Linked DNA regions of Homo sapiens: region 2 is linked to region 1. Evidence: chromatin loops called from intact Hi-C (ENCODE). Cell type or tissue: IMR-90. All regions are shown on one strand. Links, peaks and the distances in the headings refer to the core of each region. The heading gives the core; the rest is flanking DNA. Region 1 has its middle 20 kb from the start of TPM1. Region 2 has its middle 110 kb from the start of MIR190A.

Evidence for each region. A loop is a pair of places that touch in the nucleus more often than their neighbours do. Peaks named below come from ENCODE experiments on the same cell type or tissue, not always from the same donor. Only the 100,000 strongest peaks of a DNase experiment are listed, where the experiment ranks them.
Region 2: a loop joins it to region 1, with 4 times the contacts of the local background. A loop is called at or near these places in 11 of 110 quality-filtered maps.

What each region holds. Positions count from the first base shown.
Region 1 is chr15:63,020,469-63,025,855 of GRCh38, reverse strand. No RefSeq gene overlaps it. Among named protein-coding and RNA genes, the nearest start is that of TPM1, 20 kb to the left of the region's middle. In IMR-90, for the core only: no CTCF peak of the experiment used is centred there; a DNase peak (open chromatin) is centred at 2,295; H3K27ac peaks cover 563 bases.
Region 2 is chr15:62,929,638-62,935,024 of GRCh38, reverse strand. No RefSeq gene overlaps it. Among named protein-coding and RNA genes, the nearest start is that of MIR190A, 110 kb to the right of the region's middle. In IMR-90, for the core only: no CTCF peak of the experiment used is centred there; a DNase peak (open chromatin) is centred at 2,404; H3K27ac peaks cover 428 bases.

The DNA of each region.
Region 1 (5,387 bases), core at 191-5,190:
GAAGTGATTTAGCTGGCAACTGAGGCTTGAGGTCTCTTATGACGTTGTATTCAAGACGTGAACTAGATTGCAGCCATCTGAAGGCTTGTCTGGTGCTGGAAGATTTACTTCTAAGGTAATACATGCCTGGCATTTTGGTGCTGGATGTTGACAGAACACTGCATTTCTCCTCGCCAGCCTCTTGGTGGCTTCTTGAGTGTCCACATGACATGGTGGCTGGCTTCCCCAGAGCGAGTAATCCAGGAGGCCAAGGATGAGGCAGCAGTGTCTTTTATGGCCCAGTCTTGGAAGTCATAGACTGTTGGTTCTACCATATTCTCGTGTGTAGGTCAGCCCCAATTCAGTATGGTGGGCACAACAATAGGAGGTGGGGTCCCTGGGGACCATCTTGGAGACTGACTACTGTCCCAAGGGCTATTCACCTTAAAGGCTAGGAGGAAAATACATTTTATCTCTTAAACAGATAGTCATATTTGTTTATTTCTCTATCTCCAATGCTGGAACAGTACCTAGCATATAGTCGGTGCTTAATAAATATTTAATGAATGCATGATTTTATGAACAAAAGACATTACTTTCAAGAAGTGCTTTCTAGTTTGTGAAGTAATTTTCCAGATGTTTTACAACTTGATTCCCATACCTGTGAAGTATAGAGGGCTAGTATTATGAATACTACTATAGAGAAGAGTGAACATATAGTCACGTATGAAAAGCATTGTCCTAATTCACCCAGCCCGGAATCTGATGCTCTTTCCTTCATGCTCTACTCATATCACATGATCATGTCATGACCCCAGTTCCCTGGGCTTCTTCCATGCTCACTGGCTGTGAGGTGGGTATCTTGAAGGGTAGGTAAAATGACCCCTGCGAGGCTGGGACAAACCATTTTAATGGTTTGCAGGGCAGGTCTACTGTGAAGCCAGGGACATTTAAGCATCAAAACTCGCACTCGCATGGACCCTTCCAGGACAATTCCTAACTTTTTTGCCAAGTGCGAGCCATCTATGTGTGACTACATTTGATAAACTGATACAAATTCTAGAAGATGGTAACCTGCTGTTTAGCAATATCCACAGTCATTAATGACAGTGCAGCTGTAAGCGTCCCTTAAAGGCATCAATAAGTTCTCAGAATAGATGCCATGAACATATAGATGATTTACTTAATCTCACAGGAGAAATGTTTTCAAGGATACCTGCAGTCATTGACAATTTCAGTATTTTCCAACAGTTATATTTTTTTCCTTTTTAATGTATTTTAGAGATGAGGTCTCGCTGTGTCACCCAGGCTGGAGTGCAGTGGCACGATCTTCGCTTACTGCAGTCTTGAACTCCTGGACTCAAGTGAACCTCCCACCTCAGCCTCCTGAGTAGCTGGGACTGCATGTGGATACCACCATGCCCGGCTAGTTATTTAATTTTTTTGTAGAGATTGGGTCTTTCTATGTTGCCCAGGCTTCATAGAAGAAATATTTTAAACATAGATACTAATTTGAGTTTTTCTTTAGCTAAAGAACTGAGAAAAATCAGATAAAAAAATTAGTAAGTTATGCAATTGATAAAATCAACCTAAGTTATTTTGATTTTAAGAAACAAGTTGTAGCAAAAGAACTCTTAGTGCCAAAGGCATTTATTCGTTAAGAAGAGGAGGCACATTTTGAAGATAAGTAATGAACAGGGTCTTGGACAGTTGATAGTCCCATCTCTAGGGAGGGCTCATCTGGGTATGCGGGGGATTCTGCAAGAAGGCACGTCTCCCTCTCAGCCCAGGCCCTGTGGGACACAGCTCCTAACAGGCTTGGCCAGACAGGGAGCTCCAGTGAGCTGGGGCTTCTCCTGTAGGCTCATGCCCACCCAGTTTCTCCTCTGACCCATGGGACCTGGCCTTTCTCTAAGGAGCCAATTAGGGGTTCTTAGGCATGAGCAAATAAAAAGAAACCCAGAAGAAACATTCTGTGGGGCTGGACATGGTGGCTCACACCTATAATCCCAGCACTTTGCAAGGATGAGGCAGGAGGACCACTTGAGCCCAGGAGTTTGAGGCTGCAGTGGTCCATAACTGCATGCCACTGCACTCCAGCCTGGACAACAAGTGAGACTCTGTCTCTAAAACAAAGCAAAGAAAGAAATATTCTGTGTTTATTTAAAAGAAATGTTTGCTCCCCTCCAATTCTATCCTTTTGCAATTTCAGAAGAAGCTTTGTCTCTGGATTAGTCAAGCTGAAGTTATTTTTCTTGCCATCCGTGTGGGGAATTTTTCCATTTTTTCCAACAAGAAAATAACCCTTGGGCCAAAGGAACTGTGAAAATGTTTAGTCTCCAGAAAGGCATGCAGTCTCTCAGGGCAGCGGAAGCCCTGCAACTCAACTTTGGAGCGTGCCATTGTGTCATTTATGAAACAACCTCCCTTGCTTTTCCTTTGCACACCCAGCATCCAACTTCTGCCCCCCACAATTCACAATAACTGCCCTATGGGATGTCATGTGGAGATTGATTAGGGTGGGGTGCTGCTGGAATGCCACACAATTATCTGGATACGTGGCATTTTGGAACCAGAGTGTGGATGTGGGCTTGGAGCTTGGAGACTGGCTCTAGTCTCAGTTCACTTGATGGGTGATCATGGGAAAGTCACTTCCCCTCCTTGTGTCTGAGTTTCTCCAGTTGTAAAAAGACAGTGTTTGAACTGGATGATTTCAGTGCTTAATGATTTTTATGAATTATCCTGAAGGGCAGAGGGTGAAGCTAGGATCAGGGTAGTTTCTACAATGATTTATGTGAAATGAGAGATGAAGAAGGCCATTCTCTGTATATTCTTGGGGAGTGGGTAAGGGAGGGGGGAGAGCTCTGATTTTTGAAGTATATATTCATATTACTTTATGTTCTTTAATACATTAATTTTTGGGGGTGTTGTGATATGTGATACCTGTTAAAGCATGGGCTCAGAGAAGGGGACCCTTTTGTCTGGGCCTTGCCTAGATGGTGGATGACTCATTTAGTAGATGCCAGTGTGGATGGTTGATGGCTAAAGATTACACAGTTAAAATAGAAAATAATTTGAATCATAGATAAAGTTCCATTTAATTAGTGTTTCTCTGGGAAGCCTTCCCTAATCTCCCTTCCTTATTGACAGAATTAATAACCACCCTTTGATTCATTCCTACACATAATTTTTATCATTACAAATATCACACTGTAATGTATAATTCAAAAACATGTTAATATTTATTTCCCTGTATCATTGCAGGCCAATGGATATCAGGAAATACTTCGTGGGGAGGAAGCAAGGGTTGTGCTGGTCAAAGCAAGGTTGACAAAGACCTGGCTCAAGAGATCAGTGACTGGAGCTATCCGTCAAAGCAGATCAGGAAGCCAGGTGAATAGGTAGGTACCAGGAGACAGTCAGAAGGCCCAAGTCAAAGCAAGACAGAGTGAGGCACTGAGCAGTATATGTAGTAGCAGTGAAAATAGCTTGCAACGGAGGCCCCTCCTGTCCTGGCCTGGGGGCCTTTTACATGCTTCCTGCTGAGCCAGGTGCTGTGGGTGAGGCTCCACACCTGGCCAATCTCCTGTTTGCTGGCCCAGAAGGGATCCTGAGGGAGATAAGTGAGTGAGGCTAAAGAGGGGAGCAAACCCATCTGTCTCAGTCAGTTTGGGTTGTATAACAAAGTACCATAGATTGCTGGCTTATCAACAATTTATTCCTCACTGTTCTGGAGGCTGGAAGTCTGAGATCACGGTGCCAGCCTGGTCGGTTTCTGGTGAGGGCCCTCTTCCAGGTTGCAGACTACTGACTTCTGGTTGCATCCTCATGAGGTGGAAAGAGAACTAGCCAGCTCTCTGGCATCTTCTTATGAGGACACTAATCCCATTCCTGAGGGTTCCACCTTCATGACCTAATTACCTCCCAAAGGTGCCACCTCCAAATATCATCACATTGGGATTAGAGTTTCAACATATGACTTTCGGCAAGCCATAACACTCAGTTCATTACACCATCTGATGTTTTTCTATGACTGAATATTTATGTAAATAAAATTTGCAAAACAATCTATTGAAATTAAAAGAAAATATAATTTATAATAAATTCATATCAACTTTAAAAATCAACATCACTTAGATTAAAATTACTTAATCTTTTGAAAATGTAATTAAATCTTTAAACATATTTTTATAAAATAAAACCTATTTATTAATACAATTCTAGCCTTTGAGGTCTGCCTGTGGCCAACATAAAGAATTAATATCATGCTTTTTGTATGTTATGGATAGGCCTGCAAATACACAAATTAAAAGTGTTAGGATTTGTTTAATATTGCAAACTATTTCCCAACCATCATGTGAAGCTGTTGTGAATACTGCCTTAATTTTTGACTGATTCCAGAATCACAGGCTGGAGCATTGAGAGAAGCAAGAAATAGACACTCAGCATTCCTAGGAAAGGATACTGCACTTTGCATGAGTCTGTGCATTCATGAAATCTGTGAGGAAGAATAAGGTAAGTTAACTAATTTGCCTAATTCTTATCTGAGTTCATATGGGGCTCACATCCTGCCCATCCTCCAAAGGGAGGTGTCCATCTCCAGCGCTGGCAGCGGCACAACCCACAAATCTTCATGGATGGCATTTGGACAAGGTTTCCCTTTGATTCACAGACACAGGACAAGAGACACGGAGAAGCGTTTCTCTGGGGCCTGAATGGTGTTACTCATCCGAGTGGTGTTTAGGGTTATTGGTTGTGCTGTGCCGATGCTGAGTTCTGAATCCTGAATGACAGAGATGCTCTCAAGTTCCTTAACACATTAATCTATTTTGGGTTTGTGATATGTAAGACCTATAAAGCATGGGCTCAGAGAAGGGGACCCTTTTGCCTGGGTCTTTCCCAGATGATGGATGACTCATTCAATAGATGCCAGTGTGGACGAATGATGGCTAAAGATCACACACTCAAAACAGAAAAGAAATTGAATCATAAAGTTTCATTTTTTGAATGTTCCTCTGTATGCCTTCCCTAATCTCTGTTCCTCCCTTATTGACTGAATTAATCATCATCCTTCCATTCCTACATATAATTTTTATTATTACAAATATCACACTGTAATATATAATTTAAAATTAAGCTAATGTTTGTTTCTCTGGCTAGGTTGGAATCTTGAGCAACAAGGTGGTACCTTAATTGTCCCTATGTCTCCAGCAGGCAGCACAGTGATTGATATTTCATAAATATGTGGGTAGAAGTGGACTGTGAGCATTAGGAGTCTGTGCTTAGAAGCCAAACGTTCCTGGGTTTGAATCATGGTCTTACCACTTCCCAGTTAGGTGACTTTGGAAGTTTCTTAACACCTCTAAGCCTCAGTTTGCTCATCTGAAACTGGGGATAGTGACATTCCC
Region 2 (5,387 bases), core at 298-5,297, 91 kb after region 1:
GATGATGAACAATTTCAAATTCGAGAGTTTCTCTCTGAGATAAGTAAATTCCTCTGATTTTAGGAATAAGCAAACAACCTAATAACGGTGGAAAGAACAGGTGTGACTGTCTCTTTTGAAGAGATGTGATGCGATTTCCTTGCAGTTGTAAGCAGCTTCCATTGTTCGCTATTTTCTCTACGGTGTTTCTCCCACATGAAGTAAACCTCGCTAACGTTTTTGCTCAGCTCTGAATGGGACTTGTCACTTCTGGTTAGGGAGATATTAACCACCCTTCAGACATACAGAGCAAAATGAAGTGAACCCGGAGCACACACCCACAATACAGCTAAGGGGGAACTCAGGCGAGAAAAGAAACCTTGCTTTTTGAAACTACCAGACCGTTCTCCCACTTAGCTGGTTCTCAAACTCCTGCAAGAATCTTCAAGGGAAAGAAAAAGAAATTCAATGATTTTCATACTCAGGCACCCCTCCCGGCTGAAATAGATGCTTCTATGTGCAGCCTTGAGGCCAGTGGCATTTCCTGACTGGCTGCCACAGTGAACATTCTGTCAGGGGTGTTGTGCTCCAAATATTGTCCCTGGCAGAATGTCTCTGGGCCAACACCCAGTTTTCCTGCCTGACGGTCCGGAGGATGCTCAGGAGGCCACAGAATTGGGATGAGTGCCACAAAGCAGGCTGGAGAAATTCTAGTTGCTGGGCCTAGGGGCAAAGTTAGTTCTCTGGAAAAAGGAGAGAGGATGGCGTTTGGAAGGGTGACTACGGGTTCCCTAGAAAAATACAAAATGACTATAATGTCACCCAGATTACCATGAAAATGTCCCTTTCAGGAATAGTTCAGAGAGGCAGAGTGGTATAGTGAGAAGACGATCCTTTAACAAGACCCATGTTGAGGCCAGGCGCAGTGGCTCACGCCTGTAATCCCAGAACTTTGGGAGGCCGAGGTGGGTGGATCACTTGAGGTCAGGAGTTCGAGACCAGCCTGGCCAACATGGCAAACCCCCATCTCTACTAAAAATACAAAAATTAGCCAGGCATGGTGGCACATGCCTGTAATCCTAGCCACTTGGGAGGTTGAGGCACGAGAATCACTTGAGCCTGGGAGGTGGAGGTTGCAGTGAGTGGGGATTGCGCCACTGCACTCCAGCCTGGGTGACGCCCCATCTCAAAAAAAAAAAAAAAAAAATGGCCCTGGCTCTGGTCACTTACTGTCTGGGGACTTGAGGATTCTTAGGAATCTATTTAAAAATAATATTCTACTAGCTTCTTAATGTAGTCCACAGAGCACAGCTTTGGGATCATACAGATCTGAGTTTGAATGCAGGTCCTTGTCATTTACCATATGTGTGATATCACTTTTCTTTTGCATAGAATTTTTAGCTGGGCACAAAGCCACCAAGCTGAATGCTCCATTTTCCAGCCTACCTTAAAGCTAGATATGACCAAGTGACTAAGCTGTGGAATTGTGAGTGGGAGTGTGCAGCTTCCTCCTTTGCCCTGACAGTGAAAGAAGGTGTCCTGCCGTCCCTTCAGCCTTTTCCTCTTGTCTGGAATACAGACTTCGTGGGGAAGTCATCTTGGATCATGCAAGTGTCCCAGGTGACTGGCAGAGCAAACACAATTTATCCCTGGATTTTTTGCAGTTTCAATCCAAGCCATAAAGAGTTGTACAGATAAAATTCTAAGGCACATATGCTCACTGTAAAGGTATACAGACTTGGAAAAATCTATTTGCAAATGACATATGTGACAAAGAATTTGTATCCAGAATATGCAAAGAACTTTTACAACTTGTTAATAAAAATAGAAACAATTTAAAAATAGGCAAAAGGGTGGGTATGGTGGCTCACATTTGTAATCCCAGCACTTTTGATGGCTGAGGTGGGAGGATCACTTGAGGCCAGGAGTTCAAGACCAGCCTGGTCAACATAGTGAGACCCCCCTCCCCAAGTCTCCTTAAAGAAAAAAAAAAAGTAGGTGTGGTGGTACATGCTTGTAGTCCTGGCCACTCAGGAGGCTGAGGTGGGAGGATCACTTGAGCCCAGGAGGTCAAGGCTGCAGTGAGCTATGATCATTCCACTACGTTCCAGCCCGGGTGACAGAGTGAGATCCTGTCTCTAAAAATAAAATAAACAAGGCAATAGATTTGAATAGACATTTCACCAAAGAAGATATTCAAATGGCTAATAAGCACATGAAAAGATGCTCAAAAGTATTAAGGAAACACAAAACCACAGTGAGATACCATTTCACATCCACCCACAATAATCAAAGACAGACAATGACTTTGGGCAAGGATGTCGAGAAATCAAAATTCTTAAACATTGCTACTGGTAGGAAGCTACTTTGGAAAATAGGCAGTTTCTTAAAAAGTCAACCAAATACTTGCCACATGACACAACATTCCACTCTGTAGTATATACCCAAGAGAAATAAAAACATATGTCCTTAAAAAGACTTGCATAATGTTCATAGCATCAGTGACTGAAAAGTGGAAGCAACCCAACAGCCCATCAGTTAGCAAATGGATAAAATGAGGTATAGTCATACAGTGGAGTACTAAATGGAATGCTAAATGAAAGAAGTCAGACATAAAAGCCACATATATTATTCCATTTTTTAAAAATGTCCAGGAAAGGCAAATGTCCGGGAGAGACTAGGGTTGCCTGGGCTTGCCGGTGAGGATGGGGGTTAATTTGAAATGGGTACAAGAGATACTACTGGGATGTTATATAAGCTGTAAAACTGGATTATGGTAATGGTGACATAACTTGATAAACTGACTAAAAATCATTGAATCACATACTTCAAATGGGTGAATTTTATGATATATATAGTTTATACCTCAGTAAAGTTAAAAGACAGAATTTTACACCAATACAACTTTTAGGAACAAGAGCAAAATAAAACAAATTTTCAGAAAAACAAAAATCGAGAGATTGCCATAAATATATTTTCTATTAAAGGAGCTTCTCAAGGACTTGCTTTAGAAGAAAAATAATGTCAAAAGGAATGTTGGAGATATTAGAAGAAATGGCCACCAAACAAACAATCTAGGAAAGAAGAAAATGTATTAACCTAATTCAGGGCCATTGCAAAAGCCTACAGCGAGCATTAATTTAATGGCAAGATGTCAGATGCTTTCTCTTTACAAACAAGTTCAAGCTAGGATGTGTTTCATCATCAGTTCTTCTCAATTTTGTCCAGGACAGTAGCAAAACAAGAAGAGGAAATAAGGATTAGAAAGGAGGAAATAAAACTGTCATGATCTGCAGATTGTATGATTGTCTTCTCAGAAAAACCAGAAGAATTTATGAATACATTATTAGAATTGATGAGATTTTAGCAAAGTTAATAAAAAAATTAATACACAAAGTTCAACTGTATTTCCACACTCAATTTGAAAGTATAACTGAAATAAGAAAAAAAGTACAAGATACTTAGGTGTCAACCTAACCAAATATGTGCAAAACTCTTCAGGGATAAAGTTGCAACACTTTACTGAAAGGCATTAAAGAAAACGCAGATAAATTAAAGCTAAGTCATATTCTTGGTTAGGAAGATTCACTATTGTAAAGATGTCAATTCTCCACAAAGCAGTTTAACACAGTTTCAGTAAAATCCTAAGAAGATCATTTGTGAAACTTGAAAGTTTTAGTCTAGAATTTTATTTTAAAATTTATATTGAAGAGAAAAAAGCCAAGCATAGCCAATATACTCTTGAAGAACACAATCTTGGAAATCATCCTGCCATATAGCAAGATTTAGTATTAATATAAAGTAATTAAAATAGTATCATGTTAAAGAAGGGATAGATAAATAGATCAATGGAATAGAATGGAGAGATCAGAAAGAAACCTACACAGATCAAGAAACTTGATTTTTTTGAAAAAAGCCATCGCGTATCAGTGGGGAAAGGGATGGACTATTCAAAAAATGATGCTAGAATAATTGGTTATCCATTTGGGAGAAAATAAACTGAATCTCTACCTCACATCATGCACAAAAGCTATTCCACTGATTGAACACTAAAAAATGCGAGCCAAATTTAAACATGACACCAACTTGCATAAAACACACACACACACACACACACACACACACACACACACACGTGCATGTAGAAACTGGTAAAAACTGAATAAGTTGGGAGGCTGAGGCAGGCAGATCACGAAGTCAGGAGATCGAGACCATCCTGGCTAACACGGTGAAACCACGTCTCTACTAAAAATACAAAAAAAAAAAAAAAGCCGGGCGTGGTGGCGGGCGCCTGTAGTCCCAGCTACTCGGGAGGCTGAGGCAGGAGAATGGCGTGAACCTGGGGCAGAGCTGGCTGTGAGCCCAGAGCGTGCCACTGTACTCCAGCCTGGGCAACAGGGTGAGACTCTGTCTCAAAAAAAAAAACAAAAAACAAAAAAAAACTGAGTAAGTTTTGTTAGCAATATTTACCAATGTCAATTTGCAGGTTTTTATATTGTACTACAATCATTTAAGATATCACTATTGGGGAAAACTGGGGGAAGAATTTGCAATTTTTTGTGAGTCTATAATTATTTCAAAAGAAAAAGTTTAAAAAGTGAAAGGAAAAACGTAAAAGTACTTAGAAGGCAATATAAAATATTTTATGACTTCAAGGTAGAGAAAACTTTCTTGGTCTAGACACAAGATGCAGGAATCCTAAAGAAAAAGATTAATAAATATATACTATAGTTAGAAACTTCTTCAAATGACACCATAAATAGTATGAAAATACAAGAGAAGACAGGTGCCATATGTAATCACCAAACAATGTCCAGAATACAAAAATAACTATGAAGCACTGAGAAAAAACCCAATAGAAAAAATGGATTAAATAGACATTTTCACAGAAGAAATCCAAACAGCCCAGAAGCATAAGAAAAAAAAAACCATACACAACCAAACCACTCAACCTAATGAGTGATCAGGGATGTGTTAAATAAAACTCAACAAAATATCATTTTGCATTCAACAGATGAGCAAAAGTTCAAAAATCAGACAGTATCAAATGTAGACAAAGATGTAGAGAAATAGGAACTCACATATGTTGAGGATGGAAATATAAAATTTATATATCCACCATGGAAAAGTGTTGGGCAATAGCTACCAATGCCAATCATACAAAACTGCATGACCCAGCAATTGTAGTCCTGGGTCTACAGAAACTCATGCACATGTGCACCAGGATACATGAATAAGAATGTTCCCCGCAGCATTATTCAAGATAGGCAAAAACCGGACACAACACAAATGTCCCTCAAGAGTTGATTAGATATATTTTAGTATACTTATATAATGGGGTATTATACAACAATTAAAATGAACAAGCCATAGCTCTACAAAACAAAATGAGTGAATCTCACAAACAT